Regions from separate parts of the Homo sapiens genome. Here region 1 is linked to region 2. A link is a loop called in an ENCODE intact Hi-C map of the cell type or tissue named here. Cell type or tissue: sigmoid colon. All regions are shown on one strand. Links, peaks and the distances in the headings refer to the core of each region. The heading gives the core; the rest is flanking DNA. Region 1 overlaps CD47 (CD47 molecule). Region 2 has its middle 100 kb from the start of LINC00636.

Region 1 (4,405 bases), core at 253-4,252, 91 kb before region 2:
CCACTGACTTTAGTAGTGCAAAAATTGAAGTCTCACAATTACTAAAAGGAGATGCCTCTTTGAAGATGGATAAGAGTGATGCTGTCTCACACACAGGAAACTACACTTGTGAAGTAACAGAATTAACCAGAGAAGGTGAAACGATCATCGAGCTAAAATATCGTGTTGGTAAGACTTCTATGAAAGCTTCTTTTTTTATTTGTCCTGGTGCAACCTGATCCTCTTTCGAGAGGAGGCCAAATGGGGATAGGTACTCCTTTGAATCAAAAAGCAGGCTGTTATTAATAAATGTTGATGTAATGTTTAGCAAGTTTAAGATTGTGATTTCTATCCTATTTGTTAATCTACTCTTCATGGTAAAACACATTTACTATTTAATTTGTATTACTTGTTAATTTGTATATTGTGTGGTTCTCAAACTTTTGGTCTAAGGACCATTTTATTTGGCTGATTGGTCCTGGGGTAATGTACTCTTCATTTCTGTTTGCTGCCATCCAAGTGCTTTCTTTCCTGTGACTAATTTTCAAGTCTCTTTCCAATTATTCAGCCTTCTGTTTTTTGTGTTTTTTTTTTTTTTTTTTTTTTTTTTTTAACCTTACACTTTGACCAAGGGATGACAAGTCCCAGCCATGCTCCCTCTGGAGAGAATAGAGGAGAGTCAGGAGATTAAATCACGTTATCATGGATGATTTCTTCAGATTTTCTGTGCTTAGCCTTACTTTGGTCTTCTTTTTGTTGGCCAAAATATGAGAGAACTAGAGATTCAAATTCATTTATTCAAATTCAGACTTGATGATAGCACCATGATTCTGCCCTTTTTATCACAAACTTGGGTTGCTGAGGTGTAGAAGGTAGTAAAATTAGCTGAAGTAAATAGTCTCCTCTCCTTGCTGTTTCCTGCTGTGCTAGCTGAGTTCTTCAACCCCATATGAGTATGTTCTTTCTGTTTTGAAATCTCTATTTAGAATTACCTGTCATATTACCGATCATGGCTTAACCACATTTTGAGAACCTTAACTCTAGATAGGTTCAGTTCTGTTCAGTTGGATCAACTATTTGCCTAGCTTTTATAAAATAATCTACTACCAGATTAGGAATGGGGTGTTTGGTTTGATGAAATGTTTGCACATTACTTAGGATTGAGAATCAGGAGGTCTGAGTTACAGCCCCTGTTCAGCAACTTACTATTCACCTGTGTGATCTTGAGAAGGTGCTTAACCGAGTCCAAGTTACCTCATGTCCGAAATGGAGATGACAATAGATACTTGCTTTTATGTATTCTACAGTCTAATGAGCATAAACCAAAGTGTGTTGTAAATGTTAGTTGTTTTCCTGGGATGTTTATTTTATGAAGTAAGGTATCAAGTTGTTGAAGTTAGCCTAGAGCATTGTGAGAGGGATTTGTGTGCAGTGAGGAATGGGCAAGGGATGGCTCCGAGTAGGCAAGGAGAATTTGAAAGGTCTTTCTGCTCAGAAATCTCTCTTACATTGTAGCTTTTACTATTGATATTAATTTGGGCAAAGGAGCTTTTTTTGTTGTTGTTAAGTATACCTTTAATGAAGGGTGTAATCAGTCAGTCATATCCACTGCAACTAACTGGTATTAGATCATCTAATACCTAGTTGAAATTTTTCTGAGGTAATGTACAATTTTGTGGAAATGAAAGAATAAGATATGGGGGAACAGTAACTTTTGGGGGGTAATGCAGGTCACTGAGAGGTAAACTGGAAAACTCAAAATATGAGATTTGAAAGGCCAGAAGATGAAATGAAGATGGAAGAGAAAGGAATGCCAGGATCTGAGATAAAAACAGTTTATTATTTTGCGTGTGATTGAAAGACTGTTTTATCTTTGTTTGCAAAATACCCTATAAAAATAAAAACTAGACTTATTTTGGGAGCCATTAAAAGGAGAAAGTATTGTTTTATTATAGAGAATGTAGAAAATTCTACCAGAGGTTTGAGACATTTGGCTTTGCATCCATTTTAATTTTTTGAAATAATTATTGATTTACAGGACGATTCAAAGATAGAGAGCTTCCATGTGCCCTTCACCCAGTCCCCCCAATGGTTTCCTCTTATGTGACACAATATGAAAATCAGGAAGTTCACAATGGTGCAGTGTGTGTTAATGGTTCGCTCTCATTTTATCACGTGTTTATTTGCGTAACTACCTACACAATCAGGACATAGACCTATCCATCATAACAAACATCTCCCTCATGCTTATTCTTACTAGTCATACCGCCACCTCCCACTGTCCCTAACCTGGCAAGCACCAATTTGTCCTCCATATCTATAATTTTGTCATTTCAACAATGCTATATAAATGGAATGATACAAGATGTGACCTTTTGAGAAGGGCTTTTTCACTAAGCACAATGCCCTTGAGATCTATCCAAGTTTTTGCATCTATCAATAGTTCTTTTTTCCTTACTTTTTTTTTTGCTGAGTAGTAGTCCATAGTATGAATATATCACAGTTTGTTTAACCACTTACCTATAGTAGGACATTTTGGTTGTTTCCAAGTTTGGGCTGTTACAAATGAAACTGCTCTGAACAATTGTGTACAGGTTCTTGTGTAGACACAGTTTTCATTTCTCTGGGATAAATGCTCAGAAGTATGGTTACTGGGCTGTATGGTAAGTATATGCTTAGTTTTTAAAGAAACTGCCAGACTTTTCCAGAGTGGCTATTTCATTTTACATTTCCATCAACAATGTAAGAGTGATCTGGTTTCTCCACATCCTCACCAGTATCTGGTGCCACTATGTTGTAACCATTTTTAACTGAAAAAAACAACAAACAAACAAAAACCAGTTAAAAAGTTATCTGCACAAAAAGGTTAAATGGGGCAGGACTCTTACTATGGAGTATAAGTTCTTTTCTAATAAGAATACTTACTTGTCACGGACTTTGAGGATTTAAGCATTAGAAACCATTTTTACTATGTCGTGATTTTTGCAAATACAGGCATAAATGAGAAACAGAATTTGCTCAATAGAGAAGTGAATTCTACTTAATAGAATGCAGATAATAGTGACCATTCTTTGTGCCTTTTTAAATTTTTTGGAGGACTAGGACTGAATACATGGAAACACTATAAGATATAGTTTTATATACCTCTGTGCCTATGTATGATATAGTCCATTAGAAGGAGCACTGGACTTGAAATTAGAAAGCTGTTTTCTAGACTTCACTGTTTAATAGCTTAAGAAAAGTTGGATAAAAAACTCAACCTATCTGTCCCTCAAATTCTTCTTAGTACAGTAAAGATGGCATCACCATCATGGAAATGTTTGAGATATAAATAATACCTCTCTTACTTAACAAAATTTTACTAAGTGCCTACCATGTGCCAGTCACCGTACTAGGCATCACAGATTCTGTGATGAATAAGACATTATTGCTGATTTCAAGGAAGTGGTTGCAGTACAAATATGAAGAGTGAAGTGACCTAACATTTATTTGCACATGTGCCACATACTTTATGTAAGTCGTGTCCTGTTATCCTCTCAAGAACTCTAGGAGATAGATGGAGTTCTTACCATTTAACAAATAGGGAAGCAAAAGAGATTCAAGGTATTGTTCAAGGTCAGAGTAATAGCCAAGAATTAAACCTAGATCTCTTTGGCATCAAAACCCAGTATTTTTACCACCGTAATATGTGGTTCATGTGAAAACACCTTGTAAATAACTAAATACTGAATGCAAATACTAGTAATCATAAAATTTATCATTAATATTTCTGTTCTATTAGCAATACAAAAACTTGAAAACTTAAAGTTTATTTTTCTCTAAGCTATTAGAGTTTTGTTTAGAAAGGTCAGTTCAAGTTCCGCAGTGTTGCCAATTCCATTATTATCAACAGGACATATGGTCTGTTTATAATGAAGACATGAAGGCATTGCAAGATCTTTGTATTAGTTTTCTAGTGCTGCATAACAACTACAAATATAGCAGCTTAAAACACTACCCATTTTTTAGCTCAAAGTTTTGTAGGTGGCAAGCCTGGTCATGGCATGACTGGGTTCTCTGATCAAAGTCTTAAAAGACTAAAATCAAGGTGTTGCCCAGGGCATACTTTATTTGGAGTTTGGGGTCTTGTTCTAGGCTCACATAATTGTGACAGAATTCAATTCCTTGTGATTGTAAGACTGGGGTCCCTGTTTCTTTGCTAAGTATCTGCCAAGGAATTGTAGCAGCTCCTAGAGATTGCCCTCATTTCTTGCCCCATGGCCCCTTGCATATTTAAAGCCAGCAAAGGAGAATCTTCCTCTTGTTGAATCCCTCTCACATATTGAGTTTATTTTGCCAGGAAGAACCCAGACCCTTTTAAGAGACCACTTGGTTAGGTCAGCTCTCTCTCCCTCAAAAATAATCTCTCTTTCTTAAAGTCAGCTGA
Region 2 (4,405 bases), core at 202-4,201:
AGAGTGAAACAAAATGTGGAGACCATAAGGAACATTGTAAAGCTTAATACTGTTACCAAAGTTCAGCTTCGTATTAGGTGAAAATATCATATAGGGCTCGGTTCTTCTCTGTCTGTGAGGCAAACAGGGCTGCCCCAAGATGCAGGGGAAAGCAGAGCTTTCTTGCAGCTTCTCCTTCTCTGAGTTGAGCCTGGAAGAGGAAATTTTAAGTGTAACTAAGGGGGAATGGGCCAGCCCTGCTTACACATGGCAGTGGTAAACAGAGTAAGCTCTGCACTTTACATAAATGCTCAAATCCTGCACTTTTATATAAAATGTATTGACTGACCAGCATATATTGGACACTTAACTATTTAGAATTTTTTAAAAAAGAAAAACCAAAAAAAGATGCTTCTGGCAGGGCTGCCTTTATGCAAAGTATTAAAAGTGACTCATCTGGATTATGGCTTTTTCTAACCCCACCCTTCCGTGTTTGCCTTTCCTTTTGCTGAGCAAAACTTTATGCCAGGCAGGGCTCACTGCTAGTGAGGGGAATTTGGGCACGGTTCCAGGCCCCACTTGTTCCCTTGTCTTGAGCATCCTTGCAGTGATCCTTACAGTGATTTGGACTTGCCAGAGTTGCATCGGGATTGGCAGGAGAGTGCCCAGGGCTGCAGCGATGCATGTGGAGCACTGTGAGTGGAACTGGAGTTGGTCTGGCAGGCCTGGTTCAAAGTGCAGAGGTGAGAGGCAGCATCAAAATCATGTAGGAATCCCCTAAGCATTGACATACGTTGTCCCACCCAGCATCTCTGCAGGTAGAGCCCAGGCAAGCATAGAGCTGCAGGGGATGTGTTAATATTGTCAGTCCTGGAGTGTGAGGACATGGCTAGGAAGGTTTAGGGATTGGGCATTGCAGATCCTGCAGCCTCAGCTGCTAGAAGAGGCCCCAGAAGGTGGTCACCATTGTCTGGAGTCTTCTTCTGCCTTTAAGGTCAGAGCAGCTGGGGGAACTTTCCCAATCCTAGTCTCACCAGGCTTCTTCACCACCTAGGTTGAGCAGATAAGAATCCAGGCTCCTGGTGACCTTCATTCATTCAACATATAATTACCAAGGGCTTTGCATGTGCCAGGCACTGTGTTAGGCACTGGGGAGACAGTGCTGAGCAAGAAAGATGTCATGTCTGCTTCATGAAGCTTAACCCTAGCAGAGGGACCCTAAAAAGATATATAAGTAGTCATTACTTTTACCTGAATAACTAGACGAAGTGCAACACCATCATCCTCCAAGGTCTTGGCCAGGCACAAATCTCTTGACACCTTTTCTAAAGGAATTCAGACTTAGTTTGTAGATGGAAATGTATGTGTAGAGTCAAAGGGAGTTGAAAGACCATCTGGTACCCCTGCCTCTAGCTCACAGATGAGTACATTGACATACAGAGCCATGAGGAAACTTGCCATGGTCACATGGCTTATTGGGCCCACAAATAGATTTGAGAATGTATTCCCAACCACATACAAGATGCAAATGTGTATCCTAACATACTCTAATTATAAAACATGCATAATTATATTAGTGAATAGCAGGAAGTATAGGGGTAGAAAGTCCCAAATCACAGTAACCGTATTTTTGATTTTGGAATGCATTTCTGCATAACATATGAACCTGAATACGCCTGAAGTCCTGGGAATTCCCTTCAAACAAAGTGATGAAACTGCACAATAATGACCTGACTCAAGAGTTGCCGGGAAGCTGTCCAATATTTCCACGCTGGCTCTTGCTCAATTCTTCTGTGAAGTCTGTGCCTTCCGGTGAAAGTAGATTTCTAGGTCTTAGAGAATGATAGAAGGCCTCTCCTCTGCCCCACCTCTTTCATGCCTTTCATGTAGGCAAAGTAGACAGGGAGGGTGTTTTCTCCCAATCAAGCTATAATCAAACTGACTTAGAAGAAGCTATTAATGGTGAGTATCTGGATTGTTGCCAAAACAAGTATCTATTGTACTTTGTGAGGACTTCACCTCCTGTCCAGGAGGCCTGATTTTATCGGGCAGTCTGGGAAATCCCTTGGAGAGCTGGTCTGCTGCTTACAATAGAAAATTTCATAACGCTTCCCCTTGATGGTTTCCAGAGACCACACATTACTCTGGGTAGTTCTATAAACATACGTTTTTAAAGATGATTTAAGCTGAGCATTGGCAGGCCTGTTTGAAGGTTATTTTAATGGTAGTAGTAGAATTGGAAGATGTATTAATAACAATCCCAGTGAAGCTGATGCTGATGGGAATGATTTAAACATTTAAATTGTTTAGGTTGTAAGAAAATGTGTATTTTAAAAAATGTGTGAATTTGGTTGATTTCACTCTGTAGTCACCCTCTGGCTCAGTCTAATAGGGCAACCTGACCTCACAGCTTCACTCCATCGAAAGTGATTCTGACCCTGATGAAAATGAGGTTCTTGGAACAGGATGATCTGACGGGACAAGTTAGGCTTCTATTCCCTGTGTTATCTGGAATCCCATTGGTTGCTCAGATACTTCACTGGCATTAAGGGAATTCACTTAAGCAAGCCAGCCTCTTACTGTTTTTTCTTCCCAATCTCTTAGGGACCAGTTGGTGATCAAGAGGGTGTGGCCATAAACTTTTGCATGAGAGCAGCTTCTCCATTGGGTACTATTTACTCCCTTGCTTGCGTCCACGTTGCTTAATGGCAAATAGCTACACTGAAAAGAATCTTGCAGCAAAGGCAGGGGCGCACAAACTCCAATTAGAAATATGAAAGATTTTTAAATGGGTAAAAAGGATCACTGAGTGTCTTGTCTAGGGGTCATGTCTAACTTTCATTGTCTCTGAGCTATTTTACAACTCTGTAAGTTATGGAAAACTGATCATGCAAAATATTCTTATCCATAGAAAGGAAAGCAGTGAATTGTGTCTGCTGAAATGCAATTGATTATTGCTCTGAGGATATTCATCAGTTTTTCACCTATTCATTTCAGCATTCCTGCATATATATGTGCTTCTTCTTGGAACCAGCTGTAACATCTTACTGCTTCCTCATTAGCTAGAGTCAAATAAATAAAACCTTATTTATAAATATAAATATAAAATGAATAAATGAATAACATTTATTCATTTTATATTTGTCTGAGTGTCACAATTTAAACTACCCAAAAATATTAGTGTTTAAAGTATGTGTAAGCTGTGTCTCATGCAATACAGCTGCGGAAATATTTTTTAATATGGATTGTGATGATTATGAAGTAGGAAGTTGTAGCAAGTTCACCTCTATAAACCACCTAAAATGATGGTAGAGAACACTCAGTAAAATAACTGAAATATTTAATAAAAAGGGTCTGTCAAGCCTTGGACTCCAACATACAGAGAAAGTGGGTGAAGTATTTGTGTCAGGGGATCAAGAGGGTGGACCCCTCACTCTGGTGGGAGCTTCTGGTCATCACTTCCATGTCGTAACCACACCCAGTTGAGTGAAAACGAGACAGCCCGACATGAGGCAGCCGTAGGACCCACTTCCTGTTATTATGTGATGATTAACTGGTGCCTGCCTAAGATCCCAAAGCTACAAAAGGCCTGTCATGCTACCCAGAGGAGGCTCCTTTGTTGGTCAAAAATAAATAAGCCAAGACCCAGTGTAGAGAGAGGTAGAGGTAGCATGATGACCTGACAGGGTATAGTTTCCTTTCTTCCCTGTCATCTCATCTCTACATTTACCAGTACTATAAAAATGAGGAGGAGAAGAAGTGCAACATGCACACAACCTAGAGATGCTATAAGCTATTGCATTTATTTTTGGTTTGTTCTTACCTGACTTTCAGAAAAATCTATTCACTATGGGGAAAATTGAAGAATTGTCACTTTCAAGTTTAATGTTAATCCAAAGCAGACATTATTCTTTACACAAAAGAAAAAGGATTACCAAACTGTAGGATCCTATTTTCATTTAAATATATATATATATACACACACATATATATACACATATATACACATATATATACATATATACACATATATATACATATATACACATATATATATATACATATATACACACATATATATGTAATGTCTGGCAGAATATATGCAAAAAATTATCTTGGTAAATTGCAGGCAATTTTTTATTGATTTTATTTTTTGCTAACTGATTTTTTAAAATTTCTTGTAATAGATCTGAATTATAAAATGAGGAAAAAATTAAAAACAGATAAACTTAATTTAATCCTCAAGTCTATTAGGTAGGGTCTTTAAGTTAACAAGAAAGAGACCTACATGGGTTACCTTCATGGATGGGCTTTAAAAAAAAAATAGAAAACTGAAAACCCAAAAGGGACATCACAGCAATTTGTGTTATCAGCTGAATTGTCATCACTCCAGACCCAGAGTTTCTAAGACTGGGGTGTAGGGAAC

Evidence for each region. Hi-C counts contacts between places; a loop is a spot of excess contacts. Peaks named below come from ENCODE experiments on the same cell type or tissue, not always from the same donor. Only the 100,000 strongest peaks of a DNase experiment are listed, where the experiment ranks them.
Region 1: a loop joins it to region 2, with 2.2 times the contacts of the local background. A loop is called at or near these places in 6 of 110 quality-filtered maps.

Annotation. Positions count from the first base shown.
Region 1 is chr3:108,075,754-108,080,158 of GRCh38, reverse strand. CD47 (CD47 molecule) reads left to right here. Exons shown (of 11, transcript NM_001777.4): 2 at 1-168. Among named protein-coding and RNA genes, the nearest start is that of CD47, 13 kb to the left of the region's middle. In sigmoid colon, for the core only: no CTCF peak of the experiment used is centred there; no DNase peak of the experiment used is centred there.
Region 2 is chr3:107,984,784-107,989,188 of GRCh38, reverse strand. No RefSeq gene overlaps it. Among named protein-coding and RNA genes, the nearest start is that of LINC00636, 100 kb to the right of the region's middle. RefSeq lists an enhancer at 3,397-3,456. In sigmoid colon, for the core only: no CTCF peak of the experiment used is centred there; DNase peaks (open chromatin) are centred at 568, 1,748 and 2,017; H3K27ac peaks cover 1,355 bases.